Linked DNA regions of Mus musculus: region 2 is linked to region 1. A link is a loop called in an ENCODE intact Hi-C map of the cell type or tissue named here. Cell type or tissue: gastrocnemius. All regions are shown on one strand. Each heading gives the region's core, and the rest is flanking DNA. Links, peaks and the distances in the headings are about the cores only. Region 1 holds the start of Zfp703 (zinc finger protein 703). Region 2 has its middle 65 kb from the start of 2310008N11Rik.

Region 1 (15,533 bases), core at 2,530-10,529:
AAACCGGTTCCGAGTCGCAGAGGACCTAGGTTGATAACACAGAGTTGGAAGAAGAGCCTCCAAGCCTCATGAAACCTCTACTCAGGAGCATCAAGAACAAATCCTCAATCTTGAGGACTGCAAAAGGTCAGACTAGAACAAGTTGAGGCCCTTGAGCCTGTTGCCCTCCATATTGCCACTAGATGGCGCCAGAGGCACGTCTCTGCTCACCCTCCAGCCGGGCTTAGGAGAAGGAAGGCTTCAGGGGAAGTTAGCTTTAGCCCTCCTTCCTGGTTCCCTCTCTTATCCTGTAGCCCTTGAATTCCCGCCCAGAGAAAGATCCACTTTCACATGCGCCCTCGCTCCACTTTGCCCCCAGGAAATGCCAAGGCCTTTGAAGTATCCCTGGGAGCCAAACAATTAAACTGGGGGGATGGGGTGGGGTGTAAAGATGGTTTTATGTAATTTGTAATACACTGGTCTAAGTCCCCTCCTAGAAGAAAGGTTAACCGCAGTCTCAGAAGAAAATCCTTAAGCTTTTAAGGAAAAAAAAAGCCCTCAACAAAACAAGGGTATCCACTTAGGTGTCTGGAAGTGGGACCATGGGTGAAGCAAGAGAGAAACACACCACGGTGTGAATATAGCCAAGTATTCCATTTATTAACAAAATAGTCTTAGCAAGGGAGAGCTCTGTTCACCCCACAAGAGGCCCCGCAGCCGAGGCCGGCCCGAAGCCCCAGCGCTGCTGCGTAAGACCGGGAGGGAGGGAAGGTGTTGGGGAGAAGACTTGTATTAAGTCTTTAATCCTAGCCACCGCAGGAACCCACGGAAACCTAATGCCAGCTTTGGCGATTGCTGGCTCAGGTCTGGGACATGGCGAAGGGAGTGCTCTGATCCTAGGGCTCCCTGAGTCCCCAGCCTGCCCCCAACAGAGCTCCTAAAGTTGTCTGGTCTGCTGACTTGAGGACTGGTAAGCTTTGGAGGGATCCATCAAGGATCCCCGACCCCACCCCTATCGCCAGGGGAGGGGGCGGGTCACAGTCCCAACTAGGGAGAGAAAAAATAAAATAGTAACGATAAAGTACTTCACAAAATATAAAGAGCAATTTCGTGCCAGCGGGGCCTTCTAAGACATTTAATTGGATGTGTCAGGTCCCTGTCAGCCGGCAATTTGACTGCACCGCAAGGTGTGGGTCCCTGAGGGGCCAGGAAGGTAGAAGTCTTGGCAGGCTCAGTTGGAGGCCATTGGGTCACTGCTGGTGGCACAGGGACTTCCCGAACTGAGCACCCTGGAGGGTCAAGGCTGTGATTTGATTTGGGGGCTCAGGGCCTAGAACCAAGTGCTCATGTGGGAAGTGGGGGGAGGGGGGTTTGTTGTGTAGTACCACACAGCCCAACAGAATTCTGGTTCATCAGAGCTCAAGACCTCCAGCCACCAAGTTGTTCCCCCTTGAACCCCCCCAAATTGTTACATTTTTTTTTTGTACAAAGGGAAAAAAAAGAATTAAAACTTCACATGGAATGAAACAAGATGGGGTGGGAAGGAAAAGGGAAGATATGCAGTTTTAACAGTTAAGACTCATGCAAGAGACTTCCCAAGATGGGGGAAACTGAAAGTGTAGGACCCCAACTCTTCCTTCATTCCTTAACACCAAACCAGTCAAAATCAAACAACCCAAAGCCTTAAAACATATACCCAAGAAGAAGAAAATAAGCAAAAGAAGGGAGAGGGGTGGGGGGAATCATGGAGTTACCTGGGTGGTTAATATTATTATTTGGGGGAGACAGACTTTTTGCATACCACTGACTCATGTGGTCATTAATGCACTTATGTTCCCAGCTTGTAAGCTAACATTATAGTAAATAAATACACAGTCCGGTGGGGGAGGGGCTGGGCTGGATCCTGGTAGGGGTAAGCGGTAGTGGAGCTTGCAGCGTCGAAGGCAGTGGGACGTGAGAGGAAGGGGTGGGTGGGGAAGGGCTGGGAGGGGCCAGAGCTGTGGTTACTGGTATCCAAGCGCAGAGGCGGAGGCTAGTCTCTGTCCATACAGTGCGTATGGCGAGTAGTAGGGTCCGGCTGTGGGAAGGGACGGCACTGCCAGGCCCCCAGCTGTAGATAAGTGGCTCTTGCCATAGGGGTGGTATCGGCTTAGCCCCAAAGTGTGTGGACTCCGCAAGGACAGCGACCCGGGGCTGCCTGGGGCAGCGGGCGGGGGGAGATGCAGGTGACAAGAGGCTGCGGCTGCAGCGGCTGCAGCGGCACTGCCCAAGCTCGACGCCCCGGGGTAGGCGGCCAGAAGTTTCTCTGCGCCCGGCAGGGCTGTGTGAGTCCGTAGATGGCTGAGCAGCTCCTCAGAGGTGGCAAAGCGCTTGTCGCAGGGCCCGCTGGCCGCCACCCAATTGCAGCTGTGTGGCAGCGGTTCGTTCTGCAGCATGAAGCCATAGGTGTAGAGAGGATGGCCCGGGAGAGCGGCCTGGGCGGCGCTGGAGGAGAGCGCCGCAGGTTGCAAGGGGTGCCCCGGGTACACCAGAGGGTAGCCACTGGCCTTAAGGCTGGGCCCGGTCGGATCGTGCGCGCTGCAAGTGGAACAGCTTGAGCCGCCGAGGTGCGAGGCGCTGTGGTAGCCTCCTAGACAGTAGGGGTCACGGCATAATCCCTGCAGGAAGGAGGGTGGGGAGGCCCCCGTGAGCGGGCTGGAGCTGGGGGGCTTGCCTGGTGGCAGGCCCAGGCCCCCGGACAGCTGACCTCCCACCAAACCAGACTTGCTAGGATCCAGGCCAGGAACGAACTGAGACGGGTAGCCGGCGTAGGCGCCCACGATGGAGCCGTGGTAACCGATGCTGGAGGGCGGTAGTGGGAACACCGAGTGGCCTGGTTTGTAGGGTGACACTGGAGCCACGTGGCCCGCCCCCACCAGGGCGGAGGGCGGCTCTGACTTGCGCCCCGATGCGGTGGCTTCCGGGCCACCGTGAGCCGAGTCCCCGCCGCTACCTCGGCTCCCAGCGGCTGGCTCGGGACTGGGTTTGGCTTCCTGCTCTTTCTTGTCCAGTTCGCCGGCCCCGCCGCCGCCGTTCTTGCAGTCTGAGTGGTGTGGTGAACCTCCGCGGGAGCCGCCGGGAGAAGACGAGTTTGATGAGGTGGAGACCGATGCCCCGTGCGGGGGAAAGGGAGGGCAGGCGGCGCTGGGGACCCTGAAGCCCGCCTTGTCTCCGGGGGACGAGGAGGACGAAGAGGTGGTGGAGGACACCGACGAGGAGCCGCTGTCTTTGCGGGAGTCGCCGCCTCCGGAGCCCTTAGAGTAGGGCTTGAAGCTCGACTTGTCCTCCGCGGGGGAGTCCCCCAGCTGCTTGAGCGCCGCGGCCGCGGAGGCGGCGCCGGGGGCGGAGCGGCTCGGGTCTTTCTCGGATCCCAGCCCGTTGGCCGCCGCCGCCGCTACGGAGTTGAGCTTGGATGAGGGCGGCGGGTCGGGCTTGCCGATCTGCGAGCAGGTCTGGGCTAGCAGAGCCAAAGGACTCTTCTTGGCGTCCAGCTGCGGGAGACAGTGGCAAAGGGGAGGGAGAAGGGGGTGAGACTGGGAGACTCACTAAGCGCGCGCGGAGAAGCTGAGCCGAGCACTGTGGGCGAGCGAAGGGAGCTGAGCGAGGAGGGTCACGGAAGGAGGGCCTGGCTCTGGCCGAGTAGCTGGGCGGAATGACACTTGCCTTGTGGGTTAGTCCCCGAGTGTGACATGGGCGCTGGCGCGCAGGAGAAATGGCTCAACCACAGCCCTCCCGGTTAAAGGTGACTTCTCTGTAATCCGGATGGTGATTCGCCCCTTTCCAGATAATTTTCCCATCTTTTTGGGCCAGGGAAAAACTTAAGCCTTTAGTTTGGGAGAACTTCGTTTGGGACGGGTTTCTGGTGATGGCGCTCGGTGTAAGAGCAGGGAGAGGCGCCTTCTAAAGGCAGAGCCGCAGTTGGCCCTGTGAGTAGCCCCTCCCTCTCTCCTTCCCTCCCTTTCTCCCTCCCTCCCGGGGAGGACACCCAGAGAAGTAAGATGAAGAAAGACCCAGGATCCCGAGTGCCTGGTTGTCTGCACTGTGCCCCTAAACAGACGGGGGAAGATGCAGAGGGACACCGGGTGGAGGCGAGGGAGGCCCAGAAGCCGTCTTTGGACAGGACTCTAAGGGGCCAGAGGAAAAGTAAAGGACTCTGGGCACCATAAGAGCAAATCCAGTCGGTTAGAAAACACGCAGCTCCAAAGGGCGACTGGGCAAAACCCTTCCACCCATGAGTCTAGGGAGAACCTGGGCGGGCGGGGAGGGGGGTGTCTGGTTCCTGCCTTCCGTCCCTCCTCAGGAGGTCCGCCTGCGTGGCCAGCTTCGGGCCTCGCGTCGCTACGGGAGGTGGGGTGGGGTGGGGGGTGGTGGAGGGAGCAGAGCCATGGGCCCAGCATGGGTGGAGGAGTGGGGTTCAGTTCTGGGTGGGCAGCGCCCGGAGACTGACCTCAATTGGGCTGACGGGTGTGGAGGACAGCGGTTGCAGGTACTCCGGGTGCAGGAGGTGACCGGTGTGAGCGCTCAGCATCTTCAGGACCCTGATAGGGAGCCGGTTCGCCTGGCGCAGGGGGTCCGCCGGGGGCAGGAGGGACACCACTGCCGGCACCGCCGGCCTCTTCCCGCCGCCGCCGCCGCTGCTGCTGCCGCCGCCGCTGCCGCTGCTTTCGGGTGTCCTTGGGTTAGATCCAGCGGGCGAATCGCTCATTTGGAGGAGGCAGTGCCACTGGGGGGGCGGGGAGGGAGGGGAAGCTCCGGGAGGCGAGCTCCCGGGGCGGGTGGGCTCGCTCCGCTGCGTCGAACGCCGTGCAGCAGCCGCTGCGCCTCCGTGCCGCCTCCCCTCCTCCACCGCCGCCGCCGCCGCCGCCGCCGCCGCCGCCGCCGCCGCAGCTAGCCCAGGCGAGCAACACAAAAACCTTCGCCTTCCGCGAGCTGCACGTCAAATAGCCGCGATCTGCAGCCACACTTCAAAGGGATCGCCGCGCCCGCCCAATCGCAGCTCTCTCCCGGACCCCGGGGCGGGGAGAGCGGAGGGCGGAGGCGGGCGCCGCCGGTGGGCGGGGAGAGTCTTAAAGCGCCCTAGCCGGTCGCCGCCTCCCGGCCTTCGCCCAGCGCTGGATCTGCTCCCCTTTGCGGGTTGTGCCCGGCTGCCCTAGCCCACGGGTCACCCAAGGGACGGGACTTCTGGACACGGGCTCTGTGCCCTCTCCTGTTGCCTGCTGCTTCCCACTAGTGTCTAGGGTGGAGACCGGGGTGGGAACGCAGGGCGCCTGCTCCGGTCCTAGGATCCAAGCCTCTCCCCGGGACCGCCGGGGGGCGGGCTACGCCTCGGGAGCTCGGCAGCTTCTCCGAGCTGCTTCGGCCGGTTCTCTTTCCCCTAATTGGCCTCTCCCGGATGTGTTCACTTGGAAGCGCCGAAGCCTTGGGGGCATCCACTATTCCCTGGGCGCTGCCTGAGCCCTTCCAACTACTTTGAGCCTGTCCAGTCAGACTGGAAGTGGAAGGACTCCCTTCCCGGTGAGACGGTCTAGGTGAAGCGTGGTTGAAGGTTTGGCTCCCTGGCCAGGAAGCGTCACCTCAAAGCTCCTGGAACGCCCCCAGGGGCGCTCTGAATTATAGATCGTGTTTGGTGTGTTTCAGGGTTCTTGTCCCGTTTAAAGTCATAAAGCTACCTCACTGTGCTGTGACGAGCTGAGCTGCCGTTTGGCGGCGACGTGGTTGGAGGTAGCATCAAAGTAGAGGCCGATGTCCTAGAGGAGGGGGGGGGTCTCAGCATTGCAGGACGACACAAACTCTAGAGACTGCCCCATTGGTTTCCCCTCCGGCGAAATTTCGAAATAAGACCTTTTTATTAATAATAACAGTACCCTCTCGGATTCCCCCAAGCCTTCCGGAAAAAGTACGTATTTACACTTGGCAGAGATTTTTACATAGTCATGGTCCTGACCATAAAGTTCTAGATCCTTGGCTCAATCGACTGAGCTTGGTCCTTTGTGCCCCAGCTCTGGAGTGACCACTTTTGCGTGCCCTCAGTGGCCAGTGGAGGCGCGCTGGTGTCGCTGTTCCTTTTGAATACCCTTTTCCAGTCGTGATTTGTCAGTCACTCTGACCATCAAGTTCTGACTTTGTAGGAGTGTTACCCAGGACTATCTGGTTCTGACTGCCTGATGCTGACTCACGGTTGTTTTTTTTTTTTTTTCCCTGACTCTGATATCATTGACTCAACACAACGTGAGAGCAAGAGATTCCAAAGGGGTCGTCAAAGTGAGCGGAAGGAGCGAATCATAGAACAATCATGAACTTCATGATGTGCAGGAGAGAAGGCGGCAGGCAGCTTCCAAGGCCACATCCGTCATACACAGAACTCAAACTCTCCCTGGAGCCACAAGGTTTGATAAATAAATGTGCATAGGTTTCTCAGAAATTACCCGACTGTCCCTTCCCTCTCTTTAGATCTTATAAATTTAGTGAATAGCCAGAGATGCCCTGACTCTGATGATATGGTCCATATTGCAGCAGGAGGGGCAAGAGAATGAATGGAAGGGAGGAGGATTTTCTCATTTATTTTATAGTACAAAGTTTTACTCTCTTCCCGCAACTCCCATAAGCTCAGCTCATGCCAGCCTATGCCTTCTGACCTCATGGTCATTGCGAACACTTATCTGTAAAATTCTACTCCAAGCTGGGTCTGCAGCCTCGTTCTTGTAAATGCAGCACCCAGGAAGCTGAGGCAGGAGAGTCACACCATGAATTTGAGACCAGCTTGGCATACCTAGTGAGTTCCAGTCTAGCTTGTGCTACAGAGTGAGACCCTATCTCCCAACAAACACAGTCCACCGCGATTGAAGGGTTACTTCAACTTAACCCAGGCCTTTGGCCTTTGGGAGAGAAAAGAGTGGAAGAAGGATGGGTTGTAGAAGCGATGGCCTTTGTGGATATGTTGGAGGAAAAACTGGGAAGAAGGTAGAGTTTGGAGACAGAGACAAAAGTCTCCTGGGTTATTGTAACCAGTCCAGCTGGGGGCGGGGTGGGAGGAGAGGGAGGGAGAGAGAGAGAGAGAGAGAGAGAGAGAGAGAGAGAGAGAGAGAGAGAGCCAGCCTAGAAACCATTCTAGGAGCAGAGCAGATGTGTGTTAGAAATGATTAATGGGAAATAAGTTAGAGGGAAAGAGAGTAGACACTTAGGAATGTGGGTGGGAAAGAGAGGGCAGGAGGCTGCAGAAAGGACGGTGGAGTATTTTTATTTGGAGAGTAGAAAGATGTCAAATGAACAAAAGGAAGAAGGGGAGCAGACAGGATGTCCCGGCTGGGCAGGCTAGGGTGCAGGCGATTTCCCCACGGAATGATACATTGTCCTTTTAAGAAACTTAGTTCTCTAAGCTCAGAGCAGTTAGCATGGACAGGGCTAATGGTGCCAGGTGCCAGACGCCAGGCCTGTTTCCTGCTCCTGTACAGTATGTAGGACACACACACTCCACAGCACACACAGAGGGTAGGGACAACTCCTTGGGGGTGCTGGTAAGGACAAGAGAGCTTCCTTGATTGGATTGATCCAGTTTCCTTGTGAGAGAAAAATTAAAAAAAAAAAAAAACCAAAACACCGTGAGCTAGGCCCAAGGCCTAATTAAAACACTTGCAGAAGAGTATTGAGATTGCGATTTGACATTTACTTAGCAAAATTGTTACCCCATACAGAGCACGACACTGGGCCTCAGCCGCCTAAAAGGAAGTTCAGTTTTCAAAGGAATGGCTTGCCACCTGGGTGAGAACATGACTCATTAATCAACCCGGACCCGTGTTTACTGAGGGCCAGCTGTGGGCAGAGCATTGCCTTAGGAATGTGGTTGAAAAAAAAAAGACCCTGTTAAAAAAAAAAAAAAACCGGTTGCAGTGCAGGGGCATACAGCGCATGTCCTTCCCTCACAGAAGTGTGGCAGATGCAGAGGACCTCATTTGTCAGCCCTTCGCTGGTTACCCTGGAAATGACAAGCAGTGGTTTACCTAGGACAGGGCTAGAGCTACTTGAAGCTGTTTCTAGGACACTGGAGTGAAGAATGGGCTGCCTGTTAGTCCTTTTTCTGTCTAGCACGCAGGGTCTTGCTATGTAGCTCAGCCTGGTTTAGGACTCAAGATCTCCCTAGTAGGAACTACAAGCGAGCTTGATTTTATGCAGTGCTTTAAATAATATTGGATGCTGTAAACAGCCCAGCTAGAGCTATGAGTGAGGAATGGGTCTGTTATTTACCTGAAGTTCCTGGAGTCAGGTCACTGGCAACCAGGCCTTTAAGGCACGCTGCTGCTGAGGTGACCCTGGGTACATTGTCTCCCCCTCCCCCAATATGCTTCAGTTTCCCCATGCATAAAATCTGAGAGTGGCCATCCCAGTCCCGGGAGGCCAGAGGCAGACAGCACATGTGGAGTGTTGAGACAAAGGATCCCAGGTAAAGGAGGCCTGGGATTTGGTGTTCTTTCTGCCTCTAGGGAACGTCGTCGCTAAATAGAGTTTAGGTGGTAACTGCGTCACCCATCAATGTCTGGATCCCAAAGATCTCAGCCTAGACTGGGAATTCCACGGAACTGGTAACAGACCTTCCTCCGGGCTCCAGTCCAATGTATCTTTAAAAAAAAGTCCCTCAAAAGCTATTGTAAAAAAAAAAAAAAGCCTTTAGAAAATTGTGGATATTTATAGTTTTTTTTTCACAGACTTCAATTTACATAAAATTTGCCACCCAGGAAAAAAAGGCCTGAGTCAGGTGGAGAGCAAGAGGTGGTAGATTTGTTGTGAAGGGTAATGGGCACTTTTCACTCCTTGCTAGGGCGGAATTGCCTGAATGATCACCGCATGCATAATACTCAAACCCTAGTGGCAACATCATGAAATAATATCTCACCGGGTAACTATTTACATTTTTTTTTTTTTAACAAGCTGTAAGAACTTCGTAAAGTCTGTCTTGTAGAGAACTTGGTTTCCCTTCCCTGCGTTTAATATCTTTCAGCAGCTGACAATTACTGCCTTGGCCACAAGCCCTGAGTTAGCACAGTGCACTGGGCTCTGGAGGTTTCCTCAGCTGCCCCACCCCAGGCTTCAGACACTGCCTGGGGCATGACAGGGTCACTGAGGACTGGTGGCAGGGAACTGGCAAGAGTCAGGCCAGCCAGGCTCACAGGAAGACTTCTCTTGTGATGAAAGGGACTCAGGGGTCAGTCACCGCAGGTGTCTCAGGGCATTTTGTCTTACCTCCCAAGGGACTTCGGATACACTGTTTTTCTTCCCTCTGTGTTAACTTTCCAGTGGTGCTTGGCTATCAGGGCAGTAGCTGATACAGTTCTAAACATTTTGTATCCACTGTCGCAGAACCCTTGCCCTAATCACAGAGGAAGACAGAGGAGCCCAGAAAGCGTAAGCAGTTACCTAAGACCCAGTGCAGTAAGTGCCCTGTCATTTCTCTCCTCTCTAGACGGGCTTCTTTTTTGGCTGATCCACCTCCTCTTCCTTCTCTTTTACCTCTTTCTTTGAGCTTTTCCTTCTGGTGTTAGGAATCAAACCTAGGGCATCACTCATGCATGGCAAGGACTCTGAGCTGTAACCCCAGCCGTAAGTCTGTTTTTACATATGCAGGGCTACTTATTTATATCTCATTTCAACATAGTCATGAAAAATTTAAGGTAGACACTGGAGTTTACAAAGTGACATGTACATATACACATACACATACACATATAGTCACGTGAAAGGATCCATCCCCTCCCTCCACCATGCAATTATGGGAGGCAGGATCTTGCTATATAATCCAGACTGGCCTTGAACTCAACAATCCTCCAGCCTTAGCCTGTGTGTTTGTGCACGCACGTGCACATGCACATGCACACATGCACTTGAGGAGTGTGTGGGTGGAGGTCAGAGAACACCTTATATAGGAGTTGGCTTTCTCCTTCTATCATGTGGGCCCTGAATCTCAAACTCAGGTGGTTAGGCAGGACTGCGAGGGCCTTTACCTACTGAGTCTTATCTCTGCTACCCAAGTGAGTTTTTGTGTTACTCTGCTTACAACAAAGTTCAGAGTTATTCTGGGCAGGTTTTATTATCTCTTGTGTCAGATGAAGGCATAGGCTCTAAGAGCTGGAGGGAGAGTTTGAAAGTCATGTCACCCAGCAAAAACGTTGGTGGGAGTGGGGCAGGGCGCGAAGTGAGTTAGTTCTTCTTAACTCCTTCCTGTTGCGGATCTGCTCCGTGGATGGGGTGGGGGTGTGGTAGCTCCTGATAAAAGGAGGAGGAGTTTACTCCTTTTCCTCCCCCAGGAATCTCCTTTAGAGATGTGGAGGGAAGAGGGACAGAAGGAAATGTAGACCACCGCTTATCTTCAAGCCTGTCCTTTTGATTCAGACCTTTGAGCAGGGCTCTTTGAAGAGGTGTTTTCCTCTTATCTCCCATCAGCCGCAGGGAGCCATACAGACCCGGGTCAGGGGGATGTGGTAGGGTAGGTGTGCTTTTGAAGTCGGCCTCCCTTGCTTGTTCTGCCCCCATACATCAGCCTGGTCATTCATCTTTGATTACTTTCATCCATTTAGGTTTATCTGTTTCTGAGAAAAACTCCCTGATGTTGGGGACTAAGGGTCTCCCACAGGCTAGATACTTGCTCAATTGCTCAGCCCCAAAACTTCTCTCTTAAGCTGTAAATATTGCTGGGGCTATATCTCACCCTCTAGCAGTCTGCACTGAGACAGCCCACAGAGAGGGCTGCATATAGGGCACTGTGCACTTACTGGGATGCCAGATGCTGCTCTGAGCAGCCAGTGGGTGCTAATTCATTTATTTCTTGCAACAAATCAATCAGGTGGGTACTAGTGTTGTGCCTATCTTATAGGTGATACACCGAGACCCAGAGAGGTTGAGCAGTTTGCCAGGTTACCCAGCCAGGAGGTGGTAGAGCTGATATTATAGGGCAGGTAGGTGGTTCCCAGGCTGTTTGCAAGGGCAGAGCCCAAGAGGGAGGAATTTGCTCAAGGTGGGGAATAAAAAAAGCCAGCAGGGCACACTGAAAACAAATGACTTTCATAATTTTCTGGAGAGTTGCACACGCCCATCGGGATTTCCCTTCATCGTGAGAAATGAGGAATATGGTATTGAGGAAACTGAGGCCCGGAAAGGAGCGGAGGGAACATTCATTTGCCCGTTTAATTGGATTGGACTGATTAATTCAATGACTCATCCTCTCAGTGACTAATTATTGACCACTTTATAGGTATGGGCCAGAGGCAGTCCCCAGAGGATAAAGACAGACAGCTGTGTGGGATGGGACCCAGACTCCCATCTCTCGGATGCCCATTTCAGTGTCTCAGGAAAGGGATTGTGGGCCTTGCCCTTGAGCATCCTGGCCTCTTATACAGATTAAACAGCAACAGAAAACCGAGGCAGCCTGATCTTAACTCCTGCTTAATGTCTGCTGTAGTCGGAATATGAAATGTTCCTAAAGACTCGTGTGCTGAAGGGTTGGTCCCCAAAGTAGTGTCTATCAGTGGTGAGCCTCTGGGAAAAGACTAGATTAGGAAGACTAGGACTTTAATAAAAATATTTAAATTATTTATTTATTTGTGTGTGTGTGTGTGTGTGTGTGTGTGTGTGTGTGTTCAGGTGCCCACAGAGGGCAGAAGAGGATGTCAGATCCCCTGAACTGAGGTTACAGGTAGATGTGAGTCCCCCAGTATGGGTGGGTGCAGGGAATTGAACTGGGATCCTCTGCAAGGGCAGCAAGTGTTCTTAAGCCCTAAGACACGTCCCCAGCCCTAATCAATGGCTTTATCAGGTGATAAATTAATTATTCCCTGGCTTTTCCAGATGCTGGAGGAGATTGGGAGGTGGAGCTTAGCTGGAGAGAGCAGGTTTCTAGACTGTCACCCTGAAAGAGGGTACTGGGTCCCTGCTCTATGACTTGCTAACTCCACTCTCTGGCTACCATGAGGGCAGTGGCTTTGCTGTGCCACAAGTTTTCTGCCATAATGTGTGGTCTTACTTCAAGCCCAGAGTGAGGGAGCTGAGAGAGACACCATGCACTGAACCCTTTGAAACCAGAAGGCTTCAAAATAAATCTTTCACCCTGTTTTTTTGTTTTGTTTTGGTTTGGCTTTTGTTGTTTTTGTTTGTTTTGTTTTGGTTACAATGATGGAGCACTACCACTCGCAAGAACACTTGCTATCAAGTCCAGGCTGTCCTGGAATTTTCTTATGTAGTCCATGTTGGTCTGCAATTCCTTGACTGCCTTCCCCCCGAATTCTAAGTACCAGGTCGATAGGCGCATGCCTGGTAACTCAAAGATGAAGTCAGCTTTCTGCTAACATTGATTGAACAATGTCTGGGGTGCAGATATCATTCTAGGTGCGTTTGGACAGTGGTCACTTATACATAAGGAGAATCATTAAGGACCATGAAAGGACTCTTCAGTGGGAAACAGGGACCATGGCTACCCCAGGGAGTCTCCTCATTCTGCCTTCTGAGTTAACAACTGGAGCCAACGGGAATCCATGCCCTGGGGAGATCTGGGTGGGTGGCCATCTGTGGGCATGTGAGAGATGATGTCTTCTGGTTTTGACCTTTCTTGTGAGAATTGGCCATGAAGGTAATGGTATCTGTGTGGTTTTCCCTCCAGATTTGTTCACTGTGCTCCTTCCTAAGCCATCTAAGATGTGGAGTCCCAAACCCAATTATGTAAACATTCTTTAAAAAAAAAATCAAATGCCTGTCCACAGCATGGTGGATACCTGAAATCCTGGCATTCAGGAGGCTGAGGTTAGACAGTCATGAGTTTGAGGCTGGCCTGGGCTATGGAGCAAGACCATAACTCAAAACAGTGAAAAGAAAAAGAAAAACATGAACAGAAATAGAGTTTCTTAGATAATGTTTTGGTTATTGCAACTAGTGTCCAGTAAAGATGAATTCGCAAGATGTTAGAAAAATTCAAGGGGTATTTATTTTGATACCCCACCTCCACTTCCAGCTTCTGCCCGGTGAATGACTGGAGGAGCTGGGTCTCCACCAAGCTTATGTCAAAGGAGAGAGGCCATTCAGAACAGGTATGTGTGTGTGTGCGTTAAAAGGGACTTAAACTTGCTTTCTGTTGAAAAAAGATTTTTCTTTGTTCAGGAGGAGGTGCATTCCCATGGCACGGGCATTCTGAAGTTGTAAGCAGGAGAGTGAGAACAGACCTTTGTTCCCTACTCAGAACTTCACAGCTGTGAGCTTGTTGTGCGCCTTCCTGGAGGTTGCTTACACATTAGCAAATATGTATCTATTCGCAGCCCCCACCCCCACCTTATACACAGATGGACACAAAACACAAGCTACTCTGAACTTTAAAAAAAAAAAAAAACAAAGTGATATACTTTAGAGATCTTGCAGTGAGTGGTTGTGTCTTATTTAATTTCCCCAGTGTCTTTCATGGTATTGTTCCGTGATGTGCCTGGGTTTATTTAACTAGTTCCCTGCTGATGGCTATGTAAATGTAGTATTTCCATTCAGCGTGCGTTTGCATGTATGTGAATGGATTCATGGGAAGCTGAAGGAGAAAGTTGACTTGAAGTCAACTTTGTCTCATTACTAACCTTCCGGGTCTCCCTTAGTCACTGGGCCAAAGCTCATACTTTGTGAGTGGCCATTTCTTCAAGATGAAGAAAAGGGTCTGGAAAGGTTAGAGTCTCTGGATAGACTTAACTCTAGGGTACCTAAAGAACTCCAGTTCCTACTGACAGTTCCTCTCGGGGACTGTCAGCCTGACATGTAGAGAACTTGTTTAGGTACCTGTGGGTGCCTGTCAAGATCTGAGCTTGATAGTTAACATAGCTGCTGTATGTTAAGTCGTCTCTGTTTTCCTCGTCAATTTCCTTAAATAGACCAATGTGCGAATGATTGGAAACTAAATGAATCTCCAAACAGCTGTTAGTCCATGTTCTGTAACTATAACAAAATATTTGAGGCTAGGCAGCTTATACTGAAAGGAGGTTCATTGAGCCCTTAGTGTAGAGGCCCAGAGACTAAATGGCCTCTCTCTGGTGCGTCTTCCCCCCCTTGCTGTGTGACATCATGGCAGTAATATGTGTGAGAAGGAAGGAGAGAGAACATGGTTATACCGGAAGTCAAGAAAGACCTGGAACCCCCCCAAAACTACACAGATCCAGTCTAATCAGACAGTCCCAATGACCTCTTAGCACCCAGCTCTTAAAGGGTCCATCGATTTTTCACGTTATCACACGGAGCACCCAATTCCCAGCAATAAACAATAAACCATATCTAAAGACAGCAAACCCTATCTAAACCACCCCAACAGCCGGAGTAGAAAAGCCACAGCAGTTAAAAGCTGAGTGGAATGGGGCTCTTTCTCCCCAGGCAACACTAGAGTTGAACAGGCTCTCACAGGTCTGTCCTCTATCTCTGCTGTGAAATTCTCACCACACCACTGCCGTCAAAATGCAGAATGACGATTTTATTTATGACAGGAGACATGTTTTAAAACAGTTGTTTTAAAACAACTGACAGAGTTGCAAGATGGGAAACGACATGAAAGTGAGATTTTTTTTTTTTTTTTTTTTTTTGGATAGGGGAGGGGGATGGGATGCTGGCAAAGAAGAGCAGGGTTTTCATTATTGAAGTTGGAATCCATCCTTTCTTCCTTGAGCAGATAAAGAAAATCATCCGGGAAGGAAGCTGGAGGGTGAGGGCCCTGCATAATGTCAGTTCTCAGAGACCTGGGCAATTAGCTGCTGGCTTGCTCGAACCCCCTCTTGTTGGGACATTTCAAAGGACAGAGTACATACAGTATGAGACAGTGGTGCAGCGGGGGTGGGGTTGGGGAGGGGTGGAGGTGGGCGGGGTGGGGCGGGGGCGAGGTGAAGCCCAGCCTCATATCTCCCTGTGAACTCAGGACTCAGCTAACCTGCATATTGGGACGCGTGATGCTTTCCAGACTAGGCCAAGAACACAAGACAGACACTCTCAGGATGGCAAGGCCACAGTAGACAGATGGCTCAATGAGGACCCTGTGTGCTAGGGAAGAGAGATAGAGTTTTTTCAGACCTCGCTTAAAGAGAAATAGTTTTCCCGTGACCAACCAATGGGAGTGGCGTTCCTTCTCCCTATAGCCTTTCTTTCCTGGTGGTAGTGGGATTACCGAAAAGCTCTTACCGGCTTAGCATTGTTTCTGTAGGAGTGAGAAATGGCAAAAATTGAGAACGTTCCCCCCCCCCCACCCCCCAAGCAGGAAGTTAAAACAGAAGAACTCAGGGGGAGAAAAAAGTGTCTCCATTATGATGATGAAATAAAAAAATAAGAAGTCCTCAGAGCGGGTGGTAGGACCCAGAGTTTGCGAGGAACCGAAGCTATTCATGGTCCGTGGAACTGGGGCACTCCTGGTACTTCTGTTTCTTGTGGGTTGGGATGAACCGGAAGCTGCCCCTCCACGGAAAGATCTCCACGGTTGCTTCTCTCCGGGTTTGTGGTGCGATCAGGTTGATCCAGGACACATTCAACAA
Region 2 (15,533 bases), core at 3,866-11,865, 86 kb after region 1:
GTGTTTCATTAACTCCCTTTAATTTTGTCCCAAGTTGCTTTTTTGCAGCTTGTTTTATGGAATATCGTCGGCTGTCTCCACTCGTTACCTCTTACAGCAGCCAGCCAGCGAGATAATTGGCCACAGTTGGGGTAGAAGGCTAAAGCACCAAACAGTGGTTCTCAACCTGTGGGTCCAAAACCCCTTTCTGGGGGAGGGTGTCAAATGACCCCTTTCGCCAGGGTTGCGTATCAGATATCTTGAATATCAGCTATTTGCGTTACGATTCACAACAATAGCAAAAGTACAGTCAGGAAGTAGCAACAAAAATAATAATTTTGTGGTTGGGGGTCACCACAACGTGAAGACCTGTACTAGAGGGTCGCAGCATTAGGAAGGTTGGGAACCTCTGCTCCGAAAGGACAGAAAACCTTGAACTCTTTCGGCTTCCAGTCTGCAAACAAGGTTGGCCTCCACGGGACCAGATGGGGCCCTTGAACTCGGAGGAAGCTTCCGAGACACAGATCTGGGCTCTCTCCCTATTCCGGCAGTGATTTGGAGTCTCTTCATGATGGAGGGAACTCCTGACAGGGCTGTTACAGCTAGCTCCTCAACTCCCTGCCTCCCACACGTGTCATCTCTTACCTCTTCTTTGTGCTCTGACTCAGCAGGCTACCTCCAGGCCCTGGCTCCATTGCCCTCTAGTCCCACTGGTTGGTTAGTAGCATCTCATCTGAGAACTGCCAGTTCAGCCTTAACCTTCCAGGCTCCTCGCCTCCCTGCCCTGCGCTTGCTGGTACAGCCAGCTTTCTTAAGTGCTCAGGCATGCGGCATGGCTTTCTGAACGATGTTACAATTTTTTCTTTCATTGGTGTGAATTTTCTGTTCCCCACCCTCCTGCTGCCCTGTATTTGATGAGAAGTCTGTCAATAACATTTTGTTCTCTAGTATATCTCATCTCGGTTTCTGATACCTAATGGATACCCCTTAAACAATTGCTGAAGGCTGGAAGAAGTGGATGAATGAATGAATGAATGAATGAGACAAAGAATTCCAATGCAAGGTAGGTACAAAGGTCCTATCAGCCTCATCGGAAATAGAACATGCTGGAAAGAGAACCCACTTCGACATCATTAAGTGTGGTGGTTTGAATAACATTGGCACGCATAGGTCCATAGAGAATGGCTCTATTAGGAGGTGTGGCCTTGTTGGAGGGAAGTGTGTTTCAGTCATTTCCCGTGGTTCCCTCTCTTCCTGCTGCCTGCAGATCCAGATGTGGAACTCGTAGTTCCTTCTCTAGCACCATGTCCGCCTGCCTGCCAGCGTGCTTCCCGCCACGATGATAATAGACTAAACCTCCAAAACTGTAAACCAGCCCCAATTAAACGCTTTCCTTATAAAAGCTGCTGTGGCCATGGTGTCTCTTCACGGCAACAGAAACCCTAACTTAGACACTGAGATAGACCTTGATCCAGCCTCTGGGTAATTAGGCTTCTTTGGCTTTCAAGAAGGCACCTGGGGATAAGCAATGTTCCCTAGCATGTAGACAGCCATAAGAAGAAACCCATTACTGATGAAAGATACTGGGTCTTTCTTCCCTTTTTTCCAGCCAGTGAACTGACATCCTTTTAGTCACTGTTTCAGATAGGAGCCTGTTCTGGCTCAGCAGGCTTGGGAGCTGCTGGGGTTCCTGCATCAGGCGGGCTGTAGAGCGGGCCCATTCTCAAGCCAGAGTCAAGGGGATTGCGTCTTTAGCCTTCTTGCCACTGGAGACCCAGCAGAGGAAGGGGCTAGTCTGGGAGAACAGGGGTTAACTAACAGCCACTTAAGGTGGCCCCTGCAGGGTTGTACCCGTTCATCATGATAAGTGTCATAGTAAAATCAATTCTCTGTGTACTTTTGGGAATTACGACTCTCACTTTGTTGTGATTTATTTGGTGTGTAACATGAACGTGGCTGTTTGTTTCATCACTCTGAAAGTTCATCTCAAATTGCTTTGAGTTTCTGGTTTTAGGGAACGACATGTCCAATTGTTATTGTTTCTCATGAAATATATGAGATGGGAATGCACCGTTCTTCCCTGGGTACCCGCTCTTCATGGCCGGGGAAGTGTTATCAATCGGACTTCCCTTCTCCTCTTGTAGAGCTCCTCACACTGGGATAAGCCTTCCCAGAGCTTCACAGTTAGACTGAGGGTCTGCCTTCCTTGACAGCCCTTGAGGGGCAGAGGGGTTGTGAAATAGCTAGACTTTCTTTCCACTCCCAAGCTGGGTCATTTGCTGGAGCATCTTCAAGCTCTTGGTTTCTAAGTCTATCCACATCCGACCAGAGAAGATAAACACAGTTCTTACAGTCTTGGGACAAAAACAAAACAAAACCTAAAAGCCTGGCTTGAGAGATGTTCCTAACACTTATCTAGCTGTGTGATTCAGGAGATGCCCTTAACATCTCTGAACTCTTTCGAATGTCCTCAGTGCCCGTGCAGCCAGGGATGCTCGTTGCCCTTGACACTTGGTGTCTAGGTGAACTGATCAACTCGGCTGCAGTCTCAGCTGTCCCCACCTGGAACAGTGCCCCCGAGAGGTAAGGGGGACACCTGAGAGGCCTGGTGGGAAGGAAGTTGTCTTTAAACTCTGCAGATTCTCAGTCACAGTTTCCCTCTACTTTGCCGATGAAGTGCTAGCTGCCTGGGCCCCTTGGGGTTGCTCAGGGGGGATCCTGGGACACGGGATCAAGTGAGGTGGAAACACTGTCAGCCTTCCATCTGTCCTTGGCATCTGCTTGGAGGCCTGTGGTCTATTCCTGACATCGTTTTATAATAATAACACCACCCACTTTGTATCACACGCACAACCCCCTAAAAAAAATCAGCGTCAGGATATTCCTCCCCCCTCCCCCAGATACCCATCCTGTTTTCCTGAAGCAGAACTGATATTTCTGTTGACTCCTTCTGACTTTTGGATCACTTCCTGGGCCACGGAGAGGTAGTCTTCAAGAGGTGGTCTTAGGTTTCTTGGGCTTTTCTCTCTCACAGGGCCTTCCACTGAACCCACTGCCTCACATACGAATCTTTGAAACTTTTAATATCTGGGTGCCTCCTTTCCAGTGAGTACTTATCCTCCCCAGAGCTTGGGGCACCTGCATATCTTAAAAAAAAACCATATATATATATATATATATATATTTGATTAATTATTTAGTGTTTATCCTTGTGAAGGTTTCTTTTTTTAATTGTTTTCCATTTATATTTACTTATTAATTAATTTATTTATATTAGATATTTTCTTTATTTACATTTCAAATGTCCTATCCTATCCCTCCTTCCCCTGCTCCCCAACCCACCCACTCTCACTTCCTGGCCCTGGCACTCCCCTACACTGGGGCCTAGAACCTTCACAGGACCAAGGAAGGGCCTCTCCTCCCATTGATGACCGACTAGAACATCCTCTGCTACATATGCACCTGGAGCCATGAGTCCCACCATGTGTACTCTTTGTCCTGGACACTATTGTGGATGCTAACAAGTGCTTCCTGACAGGAGCCTGATATAGCTGTCTGCTGACTCTGCCAGTGCCTGACAAATACAGAAGTGGATGTTCACAGCCATCCATTGGACTGAGCACAGGGTCCCCAGTGAAGGAGCTAGAGAAAGGACCCAAAGAGCTGAAGGGGTTTGTAGCCCCATAGGAGGAACAACAACATGAAGTAACCAGTACCCCCAGAGACCTTTTGAAGGTTTCATGAGTGCAAGTCAGAGGACAGCCTTTAAGACTTGCTGTTTTCTTCCCTTGCAGTTTCTTTATACCTTGAACTAGCTGGCCGGTGAGCACATGGGCAATTTCCCTGTCTCTGGATTCCATCTTGTTACAGGAGTGCATTGATTACAGATCTGTGCCGCAGCATGGTACTCTCCCATGGGTTTGGGGCATTGAACCTGGGTCTTCCTGATTGTAAGCTAATATTTTACCAGCTGAGCCATCCCCTTGGCCCAAGCAGCTTCTACCTCTCTCACCACATCCTTTGCAACAGGGTCTCTGAGGCTCTTCACGGACACAGCTTTTCTCTCCCAGTCTCCAGCTCAGAATGTGCAACAATCTGGACTCTTCCTAACCCCTAGCAAACCAGAAGGGAAGCGATCATGCTTTGCTCTCTATAAGGACCCTTCATGCATGTGGCCTCTACAGTGGTCCCCTTATCCCTGATTTTACCGTCCTTGACTTCAGGCTTTGGCTATCTATGGTCAGCTTCAGCATCGTGACACCTCACACCATCATAGGAGAAAGCATGGGAAGGGGGAGAGGGGACGGTGAGAGAGGGAGACCAAGAAAGGGAGAATTCCCATATTCTCATAACTTTTATTATAGAATGTTGTCATTGTTCTATTTAATTAATAGTACTGTATTTTTTTCCCTCTTTTATTGTGCCTAATCTATAGACCTTCATAGGTACACATGTAGGAAACAAAGTTCCAGGCATCCTCCAGGGGTCTAGGAGTGTTTCCCTAAGGGTGTATGTCGCAGAGAGCACTGTATAGATAGATAGCCATTTCTTGCAATCTAGTCCATTCCCAACCAGCCTCGGACTTTGATCCTGGCGATGATCTCTCCTTTTGGAAAACCTGTAGGTTAAATTTTCCCTGTGCTCTGGCATGACATCTCAGAGCCCCTGGGTAGAGACAGGTGGCTTTCTGAGGGCGGTCAGGAGGCACTGTAGCAAAGGATTAAAAGATCTAGGGAGCTGGGCAGGAGGGAAGGCAGAGGCCGCCTCTGTGTCCAGCAGGACAAGCTGCTCTCTGGAGCTCAGCACAGAATGTGGACTTAGCCTCCAGGAGCGAGTGGGGCAGGGTTCACGGTTGGTGGGAGGAAGAACCCCCTGGGATCTACAGCCCCCTCCTGAACTGTCAGGAGGGCCCACGAAACTGTCCTGGGCAGGTCAGCAGGTCTACCAGAGGCAAATACAGTTTCCTTTCTCTTCTCTTCCTTCTGTTCCATAGAACAAAAGAAAAAAAAAAATCCCAGAGGGATGTCAATTACATGTCTGACTGGGGGAGCCTTCAGTGCAAGTAATGGAGCCACCTGCTTGACTTGAAGGGTGATGGGCCCCGCCCCTGTGCTCCCCCGAGGCTGCGAAAATGTGCACCACTGACCTTCGAAGGGCACGCCACTCGTGCAGCTGCTAAACTCCATGCCACTCATTCGGGCCTGTCGTTAGTACTCAAGCCTGTGACAGGTGTCAGCCATGGCTCTGGCAGGAAGGTCAGTACCTCAGAGCTGCTGAGTTCTCCAAGCTAAAGGCGACACTTGAAGGCTGGCAGAGAGCCAGGCCGGGGCTGGCAGCAGCCTGTGGCCTCAGCGGAGGACAGGCTAGTTGGCTGAGATCAGATGAGGTTTGGAAGATCTCAGAGCTGGGGTTTAGTGTTCATCTCCCCTCCTTGTCCCTGTGCATATATTTCCCCTCTTTCTGCCAGGTTGACATGACAATGGCCTGGGGGCTCTTGGACCTAGGATCTGCTAAGGCGGCTGGTCTTCAGGGCATGGTGTAGCTCTGGCAGGCTAGCAGACAAGTGGTTCTGATCTCAGCCCCAGCCAAAAGCAGGGGATAATATAGACTAAAGCAAGCATGTATGTATGCTAGCTTTCGGTTTGCGTTGAGAGAAGGTCTTGCTAGGTGTAGCACAGGCTGGTCTGGAACTCAAGGCTCTCCTGCCCCAGCTTTCTGAGTGCTGGGATGACAGGTATGGTCCACCATGCTTGGAGGGAAGAGCCCTATTTTATTGGCCTACCTGATTCTTTACTTAGCGACTCCCTCACCAATGGCCTTATGGGAAGTGCACAAATCCGAGCTTATGGCTCAGTAGATGAATGTTGGGTGTCCTGGGGACATGCATGGCCAGTGGAGGAGCATCTGGCTCAGAACTGGGCCTCAAACACTGCTTATTAATATATGTATGTCTCCAGGAGACAATCGGACACTCAGGACTCACTTTTATCACCTGTAAGAACTGGACAGTAAAAATTAGCTTGTTTTTGTTATGAAGTAATTAATGAACACAAGGTTCCAGTGAAATCGTTTGGTAGGTGACTGATGGTCCTCAGCTGTAGTTATCAGCGTGCTGTGTTTGTAAGGGCACATGGACAAGCAGTTATTTAAGAGGTTATTGTCCCATTCACATATTTAACCATGACTACGAATGTCACAGATAACGCTTTAGTGGTGTGCCAGGCCCCGTGGTCCCCACTCAGGGCTGTTTGACCTCATGACCCTGGGAGTTGGTTGTCATGATTATCGCCTGGCATGACTGTGAGTTAGAGTCTGATGACTCTGTGGTGGCTACCGTTCTTTCTAGAACCCAGAAGGAGTTCTTCAAATGTCATGGAGATATCCCGTATCGTTCTGACCCTTGCCAGGTGGTGGAACGTCTTTTCCAGGGGTTCCTCTGAACCCCTTGTTGAGCCTCACAGGGATCCGACTTTATTTCCAAGATCCCCGTGGCTGTCTCCAAATCATGACCTTGGTCCAACCCAGTTGGGATGCAGACTTCTCAGTGGAGTGCAGGGTGTGCCTACTCTTGGTGTCTCTATAGAAGCCTCTGGGCTGAGAACATTACGCTGTTCTCAGGGGGATGAAGTTTCTTTATCACTGCCCACCTACCCACCTCGGGGACAAGAAAGTGTTGCTAGGCCTGAAGACCTGGAAGGGATGGAGGCGGTTTGTGAACACACAGCAGCCGGAGGGCAGTCAAGTACACACTGCACACACAGATGCACCCGTCATTCCGAAGCAGAAACAGCTTTACTCGGATCGGGGAAATAGTGTATCCCTGTTTCAAAAAAAAAAAAAAAAAAAAAAAAAAAAAAAAAAAAAGAAAAAGAAAAAGAAAAGAAAAGAAAAGAAGCCACCATCATCCCATTCCAAACAGCCATTGTCACTGATTTCCTGCATCTTTGTCCATCCTCTGTTTAATAGACACTCTAAGCCTTTGTATGGCATTGATGTCGTGGGTGCACATATAGCTTGCACATCTATGTGTTTGATGCTTTTCCCCAAATCTGAGAAGTGCAATCCAGAGGTCCAGGAGTTATTCCTGACCCCTCCTTCCCCATTTTCCTCCCCACACCTCCTCACTCTCATCTAGCACCGACTCCTACTGATATGGCCTTTCTTTTCCGTGGGTAGCACTGCCCTCTGTTTCCCTACCTGACCTTGGTCATGGCTGCTAACAGCCTCACTCAGTCCTCTTCAGCTGTGGCACTAGGTTAATGTCCCCGAGTAGAATGACTTTGCTTTCTAGTAGCTGCACTTCAGCCTGGGTCTCAGCTTTCCTTAATCGCAAGATGGGAAAGATTAAATGAGCAAATGCATGTGAACACACGCACACACTGCAAGTACATGCTAACACGTGTACACACTGTGGACAGAACACACACCCTCTGTGTGCTTTTCTGGAAAACACAGTCATGTTCTATTGTTCCACTTCCCGAGGCCTTAGCGTGGACCTCAGAGGCCAGCCCGAGCCTGAAAGCCACAAGGTTTGGCTGTCACGTTCCTTGCTGATGCTTTTCCTCTGAGTGGAGGGTCTGGCTTCTTTCAGGTTTGCCACAAACATCTTCGCACCTTCTCTTCACTCTGAAAACCTTCCCTGTTGTGCCTGGCTCTCATAGGCTGCACTCATGACCTGCCTTGTTTCCTGGGCTCTTCCGCAATGTAGACAGCACAAATATGACTTTGCACATGAATCTTCTTGCACGCTTCTGAAGATGTCCTCAGAACTGATCCTTAGAAGTTGGGTTTCAAGGTCAAAGGCCATGACCTTTTTTTTTTTTTTTTAAGGCTTTCGATGAATATTTCAGAAACCCAGACACGTTTCTTGTCTTTGAGGCACAATCTTCTCTCCCAGCTTTCTGCAGCACTTCGCTGGATGCTAGGGCTGACCACAACTCCATTTACCAGGGTGATTTGTTTACTTTCTACCCCCACCTAGACTTGACAGCCAATCCCCTGAGTAGGGGCTGCAGCAATCCATCCTCCTGTCTCCCCGGGGACCTGTTCATGGCAGGTGTCTGGTGACAGCAGCTGAGCTGGCTGCATGTAGGTTTTCTGTCTCTTTCCACAGTGGGATGGAAGGCAACATCCCAGATCCTTGCTGATAAACCAGCAGGCCCCCTGAGCGTCTAGCAAGAGAGGAACCCCTGGCATTTGCCAGATACCAGTGGAGTCTGTCTGTCTCTCTATTTCTCTCTCTTTCCAGCCTAATTGCGGAATGAAAACAGTTCTGTTTAGGAGGTGTGTTTCACACGTTGGGTACAGACATGTTGATGTGTGATGGGGCTTGGGCCTTAGGCGTGGAAGATAAAGTCTGCCACTTCTTTGTAGGTCTGTTCTCTTGCCCTCTTGCAGACACAGAGTACCACCTCCCTCCAAATCTCGCCGCGTCGTTCATGGAAGGCCTGCATCTCCTTTGCAGAACGCGCTGCAGTGACTTGGGCTCACTTCTACTCCTGAGACTCCTCTGAGGCCACCAGCGGGAAGGAGGCTGGACCCTGTCCACCCTGCCCTTCGGCACAGTGATTCAGGGAATAATGAGCAGCCTAGAACCTTTAGCCTAACACCTCTAAACAACTGGGAAAACCCGGAACTGCCCCAGAGAAGCCCTGAAGACCGCAGTCTGGTTTTCTTTCTGTTTTCCAGCCTGTTTTGCCTTGGAAAGGCTGGGAAAGTTTCACCTGGAAACACTGCCACCCCCCCGCCCCCCACCCCCCACCCCCCATTTAAAAACACTTCTTTTGGGATAAACGTCACTCTGTTTCCCAGACTGGGCTGTGAGTTCAAGATCCTCCAGCCTCAGCATCCCGAAGGCTGTAATGACAGAGGTGTGTTGGTACACTGAGCCAAGGTTTTCCTCATCCACGCCTTGGCCTCTCATGGCCTGTCTAGACTCTTTGCAGCTCCTCCACATTTGTGACTTATTTACAAATAGTGACTCATTGCCCAGACACAGGAAAGGTGGGTGTTGGTACCTTCACTTGACAGAGGAAGGAACTGAAGGTCAGAGAGGAACTGAAAGGCAGAGTATAAGGACTGGTTGAAACCCATTGAGGTTCCTAACCTCAATGCAGCTTGCTTTCCTGCAGCCTGCTCCAAGGCCCTGGTTTCAGGCTAGACTCTGTGAACCTACAGACATGTGTGCTCACGTGCATGTGTATGCATATTTGGACTAACTTCTAGCCTGACGCTAGGGCCCTCAGGCCATGTATAGCACCAGGAGGGAGTGTGGTCTGGTCCTACAGTAGGAATGATTTGATACTTCACTTTCTAGCTATGTGATTTTAGGCAGACAGCAGCCCCTCTCTCCAACCCAATCTTTTTATTTGTGAATGAGGATCACAGCCACCTCTCTCAGAATGTGGGTGGGATTGAACAAATTCAACTAGGTTGTTTTAGGGGCAGTGCTTGGTGTGTGGCAGGCCCTGTATCAAGTTCTAGTCATCTCGCCCTTAATCTCTGCAGTCAGGCTGAGAGGCGGAGGAGTTTGACTGGCAGACTTGACCCGTCATGCCCTGTCTTTCATTTGCCAGAAACTTCAGTCTCCCTGGTATGTTCCCTCCCTACCATAAAAGTCTGCCAGCCCCATTCACATCAAGCTTTGCAAGTCTTATTTCTCCCATCAACTTTTCCTTGCATGAAGGAACGGAGCAAGATAGCAATACTTAACCCCGAACTGGAAGCCCTTAAAAATGGCCTGAAGACATCTTCATGTCTCCTACAGATGCACACCCATAAGCCTGCACCCAGCCCCCCTGACTGTCCTGTGGCATTACGGCAGACTCTAGGCAGCTCCCTCCCCTGATTTAGGACGTGCTCTGAGGACATCCATGAAGCTTACTGTCTGCTCTGCTTTGTCACCAGGCCCCACCCCAGGCTGAACGGTGTGGCCTGGGAGTTGTCAGCAAGGCTGCTTACTGGTATGCTGGCCCTGAGGCTTGGAGAGGGAAGGTGCAGGCACCGAGAGGAATGTGCCAGGTTTGTTTCCATTACCCTGGAAACCACTCTGAATCACCCTACACAGCCGGGGCTGCCCAGGGTAGAGTGTGAAGAATGTGGACCTCAGCTGTCAGGGGGAGGGAGCAGGACTTGGGGCTGGAGGTGGAAGCTGTATCAGATTGAAGGATACAACAAAATAAAATGTACTTAATAGTGGGATAATCTCCCTGATAGGCAGTGAGGTCCCCGTCCTTAGAGGTATTCAAGGGCTGTACGCTCACACTCCGTGGTATAACTCTGACTTTGGGAGGAAGTTACTTTTTCTGTCTTAGAATTTGCTGAGCTGTGACTGGGTTTCTGTCCCGTGACTTAAAAATTTGAAGGCCCGTAGGCATCTGCTTTTGTTCAGCAACGTGCAGTGTAGTAACCATGAGTAGACTCTGCCGTGTTAACTCATCGGATTGCAGACAGAGCCTAGGGATGTGCCCATTTATATCCTCAGCTTAGAAAAAGGAAAGTGAAGGTCAATCGCTCTGTGTTACCATTGCTCTGAAAACCTGGAGGTATTTCCAGGAGGCCTGGCATTATAGCCTGGGCCCTCACTTGGGTGGGGGTGGGGACGGTGTCTCAACATTAAACAGGGCAGGTTTCCTAGGATGGGCAGGCCCTTGAGAGAGAACAATTTTGCAAGCGTATCTCAGACCCGGAGGGTGATGCAGTAGACAGAGCAGTATCCTGTTGGTGAGTAAGGGGATGGTCAGAGGACTCATTAGGCCAGACCCGGAAGCTCAGAAATCCAGGTTGACATAGAGCTCAGGGGCAGAAAGAAGGCTTGCCTAGCACGCACAAGGTCCTGGGGCCATCTCAATACTGCAAAAGAACCCAGTAACAACCAAAAAATGAAGCAAAGCAAAGTCGTCAAAGGGGTTATGGAACTGTAAAGAAGCAAGAGAACAAAACCAAACAAAACTGGAAAGCACCTTCAAAAGCACTGGGAGAGAAAAGCATGATGGGAAACTGGGGGTGCTGTCCCAGGAAAACAGAGGCTTTAGAACTTCAGGGTCTGGGGTTTACTCTCTAGATTTGCCACTTCATCTCCTTGTGTATCTAGGGTAGGTTGGCTGACGTCACTGACTCTCAATTTCTGTCTCTGTAAAATGTGTAACTGTGAATGTCTTGACTGAGTTGGGAAGGCTCACCCAGAACTTCAGGAAGGAGGGCTGCTCAGGACAGTGTCTGTGTGTCTTGTTCTAGGAGGCTGAGCAGACAGAGGACCATCTCAGGGTGGGGCTGAGAAGGCAAACTGTCCAACAGATGCCCTCCATCCCTGGATGGTGGCAATCCTCCAGTGTGTGTGTTAATCAAAGGTTAGGGGTATAGCTCAGTGGTACCTGCCAAGTGCCCCGGGCCTGTGGAAATGGAGGCTGCTGAGGACCTAGGGCCAACGACCTGCTTTGTCCCACTGTGCTTTCAGGTGCATGCACAGTCCATTGTCCTGCTAGCCAGGGATCCCAGAAGACACCCGCTGCTTTGGAAGGTCAACAGAGAGTTGGCCTCAGCCTCATCATCTGTCCCCCTTCTCAAGCATGCTTGCCTGATTGCACCCTCTCCATTTCCTAATCTGCAAAAACAGCAGTGTTGGTAGGCAGCTTTGCTGTTTCTGGTGGCCCGAGAATCCACAGGACCGACTTCCTGCAGCAGACAGGCTGACAGGAAGGGCTAGAGGATAGAGAACGAGGACTGTGGGACAGCAGTCACTGTTCTATGGCCCTGAGTGGATGGCAGCACCCCATGTGTGAGGTTTAACTTCCTCAATGCTGCGGAAGTTTAGGAAGGCTGCAGCTTGTTAAATGATTCTCCTGAGGTTGCTGAGCTGATGAGTGACATCAGGCTCCTAACCAGGATTTTCCTCTTCCAGATAACGCAGCTGTAACTATGTAAAGCCCCATGCCTATATGGTCAGGCCTCAGCCTTCCCATCTGTAAAATGGGTGGATTCTTCCATGGCAATAACATGCTCCGATTATGTTGTCTCCCTTTCACTCTACATGTTAGGACCAGAGACCTGTTTGCCCATGCTGGCACTGTGGGGCAGCTCACCTGACTTGAAGGGCAATACTCCTGGCTGTTGCCTTCTAAATATCTGTTTTGATCTCCTTACTGGCTCTTCTCCCTATTATGGTTGAATACTGCTAGCAAAGTTTTGAAGGTTGGCCCTGATACCCTTGGGGGATTCTCTTTTCCAGCATCTTCTTTTGAAACAAGGTCTTAGAATGTAGCCATGGCTAAACTGGAACTCACTACATAGACCAAGCTGTCCTTGAACTCACAGAGATCCACCTGCTTCTGCCTCCCAAGTGCTGGGGTTAAATCTGTGCGCCGCCATACTTGGCTCTTTTGATGGTAGGAGCTGTCAAAGTCATCTAGTGCCCAGCAATGCCCGGGCTCACGGGCACACAGTCCAAAGCTCCAGGAAAAAAGGATCAATGACCTAATAAATTTCCGGATGCAGCCTGCTGGCAGATCATCACCCTTATTCCCCTTCAGAGTCTCATTGGAAAGAGGCTGTCTACCGAGATCCCGTGATAATGCACTACCGTGCTCTCGACAAGCCTCTGAGCCAGGAAGCTCTTCTGAGGGTTTTAACCTGCTTCCCTCCTGCTGTAATTCAAGGCCCCTTTCTCTTGTTGAGCACAAATGGAGAACAGCTGCTTACGCTCTTCCTCAGACATCAGCAATTTCTCAAGATGACCCTGTGAGACAGGCCAGGGTCATTAGACCCAATTTGGTGCTCAGCAAATATGTATTTCTCTTCCTCTCGTCGGCCACCGCCTGGCTGGTTAGGCACGATGAGTAGCTATACGTTTATTAGGGCTCTTTGCAAGAGTTCCTGATGTCTCTCCGCACTCCGGATCCCGGAGGGCGGAGATCTTGCCTGCTGGATTTGTTCAGAGAATGCTCTTCTACGGCTCTGGCTGCACATGGCAGAAGCTGCCGTCCTGAAAAGAACAGATTTTGGCATTGGCTGGGAGTTGATATCTCAGGCAACCTCTTTGGCCTTGGATGTAGCTTTGTTTCCAGGGTTCCTTTCCTTTTTTGGGGGGGGGGCTCTAACTATGTAGCCCAGGCTGGCCTTGAGCTCTTAGACCACAGGTTACAGACTGCACCACAGCACATGCCCTTGGGGGTTTCTCTTCAGTCAGCAAGAGCGGTGGATTTCCTGCTGTCCCAGAGGGGGCCAAGTTGAAGACAAGGGGAAGAACTGTGAGACTGGTGACACAGGTAGAGACTCTTGGCCTTCTGTCCGTTCTGAAAGGGGGAGGGGGCAGGGACAAAACATAGCCAGGCAGCCAACCAGCCCTGTCACTCAGAGCAACAGTATCAACAGCAAGGAGGGATAACAGTCCCCAGGGCTGCTGGGCACACACACTTCCTTTCTGACTCAGCTCCAAGTGTCTCGGTCTCCTTTCTTCTCTCTAAATCCTGGTGCAGAGAAACAGGGGGATAATGTTTAGAAAAACAGGTGACTCCGAGGGCAGCGCTCCACAGACTCGGCCCATCCCCTTTTCTCCTCTCTTCCACAAATGACCTTGAATTTTCCCCAGCAGAGGATCTCTAGGCCCCAGGGTTCTTGGTCCCACACAGCCATCAAGGGCTTTAGGGACGAAGATAACCTGACTCCCATCCTGGACTCCTTTATCCCTGGAGGACAAAGGCCACGGTCACTCCTCAAACCTCTTGGAGCTCAAGGCTGAGCAGCAGCTCTCTAGGTAGAAGCTAGAAGCTGAGATCAGGACAGACTGGGCTGCTGATCCCTCTTGGTGGCAGTCAGGTCCCAGGGCAGCTGAAGAGGCTTGACAGCTTTTTGGCCCTCAAAGGAAAACATGTCCTCTATTCCGCCCGCTTCCATTTCTGCCAACAAGCTGTCTTCCTAGGAGCCACTGCGGCCACTTCATCCCTAGATCATTTCTGGAGCCCAGGGCCCTTCTTTGGGAGACACAGAGGAAGGCAGGAGAGGGGTACAACATGTGTGCATGAATGTGTGTGTGTGTGTGTGTTGGTCCTGTGTATCTTTTCCTACATAGACAAATGATTAGGGGTCAGGTAAACACATTCAGAACTTCCTACACCCAAAGGCAGTGGTTCCCAGCCTTTAATACAGTTCCTTATGTTGTAGTGACCCCCAACCATAAAATTATTTTTGCGGTTACTTCATAACTGTAATTCTGCTACTGTTATGAGTTGTAAATATCGGTGCTTTCTGATGTCTTTGGTGACCTCTGTGAAAGGGTCACGTGAGAGGGTCTCCAGCCCCCAGTTTGAGAATCCCTGAAGTCTAATCCAAAGCCTGTTGGATGCTGGGCTGGGGCCTTTGCTAGCTGTTGGCCCCAAGCAGATGATGGGTCTCCTTGTTCCTATTAATTTCCTAGATACACAGTGGGGCAAAGTTTGTCCCAGCGAATGTTTACTCTAGAGGCACATTTCGATTCTCAGTCCAAGTCGCATTAAGGAGGATCCAACTGGGAGACAGGAGCAGGGGATCCTCCCACTCTGGGTAAGATGTGAGCACGTGACAAACTACCCCACGTGTGAGGGATGATTGCCTGAGAGAAAGCCTGTCTCACTTGCAGAAGATGAGAATTTCACATGCTGAGAGCAGTCTGGTGGCATTTAGAGTCTTGGTGTCACCTGACAAGGCTCACCTTTGAGGCTTTGTGATTTATACATTCAAGTCCTAACCCCAGGACCTTAGAATCTGATTTTTGAATACCGGTGGTTAAAATGGTTATTAAAGTAAATTGAAGTTGTTGGAGTGGACTTGGCCCCATATGACTGATGACTCGGTAAGAGACCAAGGTGGGAAATACAGGAAGCCATGAGGGGATGAACACAGGGAGAAGGTGACTACCTCCAAGCCAATGAGAAGCCCCCACCTCTTGTATTTATTTATTTATTTATTTTGGATACAAGGTTTCTCCGTGTAGCCCTGGCTGTTCTGGAGCGTACTCAATAGACCAGGCTGCCCTCAAACCCAAGAGATCCATCTGCCTCTGCCTTCCACGTGCGGAGATTAAAGCCAGGTACCACCACCACCTCCTGGCTCATCTTGGATCTTATCATCCCCGACTCTGTGAGATGGTGTTTGTTCTTTGATTGGCCAGCCTGTGACTCCTGTCCTTATCAGCCACAGCTCCTAATCCAGGCTCTCCTCCCTTCTGAGACTCGCTGAAGAACATGCCAGCAGCTGAGAAGGAGCCTGGACTAGCTTTTCTCACACTTCCTGGTGTCCTTTCTGGGAACCCTGAGAAGGAGGCTTCCCCACTCACATGGTCTTTCTGAGGGCCTAACCTCCGTAGCTCTCAGCTACCCAGGCCTGCCTTCTTGGAGGTTATGCAGTAGGTAGAGCCTAACACTTCCCCATCGTGGGAAAACCACCCTGTGGATAGGGCTGGAGGCTCCTGGATCTGCCTGTGTCCAGTCTCTCCCTGTTAATCCCCAGCTATCTGGATTGAAGAGCCTCATGGGGCCTCAGCTTGAACCCTGTGAAGAGTCAGGAGCCAGGCCAAGCATGGG

What was found. Hi-C counts contacts between places; a loop is a spot of excess contacts. Peaks named below come from ENCODE experiments on the same cell type or tissue, not always from the same donor. Only the 100,000 strongest peaks of a DNase experiment are listed, where the experiment ranks them.
Region 2: it touches region 1 in a loop (2.3-fold over the local background); 9 of 42 quality-filtered maps call a loop at or near these places.

What each region holds. Positions count from the first base shown.
Region 1 is chr8:26,966,544-26,982,076 of GRCm38, reverse strand. Zfp703 (zinc finger protein 703) reads right to left here and starts at 4,741. Exons shown (of 2, transcript NM_001101502.1): 1 at 4,466-4,741; 2 at 615-3,509. The coding sequence starts at 4,723. The coding sequence ends at 1,983. Gm39150 (a long non-coding RNA gene) reads left to right here and starts at 6,162. Exons shown (of 4, transcript XR_001778540.2): 1 at 6,162-6,404; 2 at 13,007-13,082. Gm45572 (a long non-coding RNA gene) reads right to left here. Exons shown (of 3, transcript XR_003947526.1): 1 at 15,187-15,533; 2 at 14,939-15,048; 3 at 14,609-14,785. In gastrocnemius, for the core only: CTCF peaks have their summits at 5,326 and 6,050; DNase peaks (open chromatin) are centred at 3,959, 5,030, 6,045, 9,110 and 2 more places; H3K4me3 peaks cover 3,692 bases; H3K27ac peaks cover 4,333 bases.
Region 2 is chr8:26,881,759-26,897,291 of GRCm38, reverse strand. No RefSeq gene overlaps it. Among named protein-coding and RNA genes, the nearest start is that of 2310008N11Rik, 65 kb to the right of the region's middle. In gastrocnemius, for the core only: no CTCF peak of the experiment used is centred there; DNase peaks (open chromatin) are centred at 5,284 and 8,061; H3K27ac peaks cover 862 bases.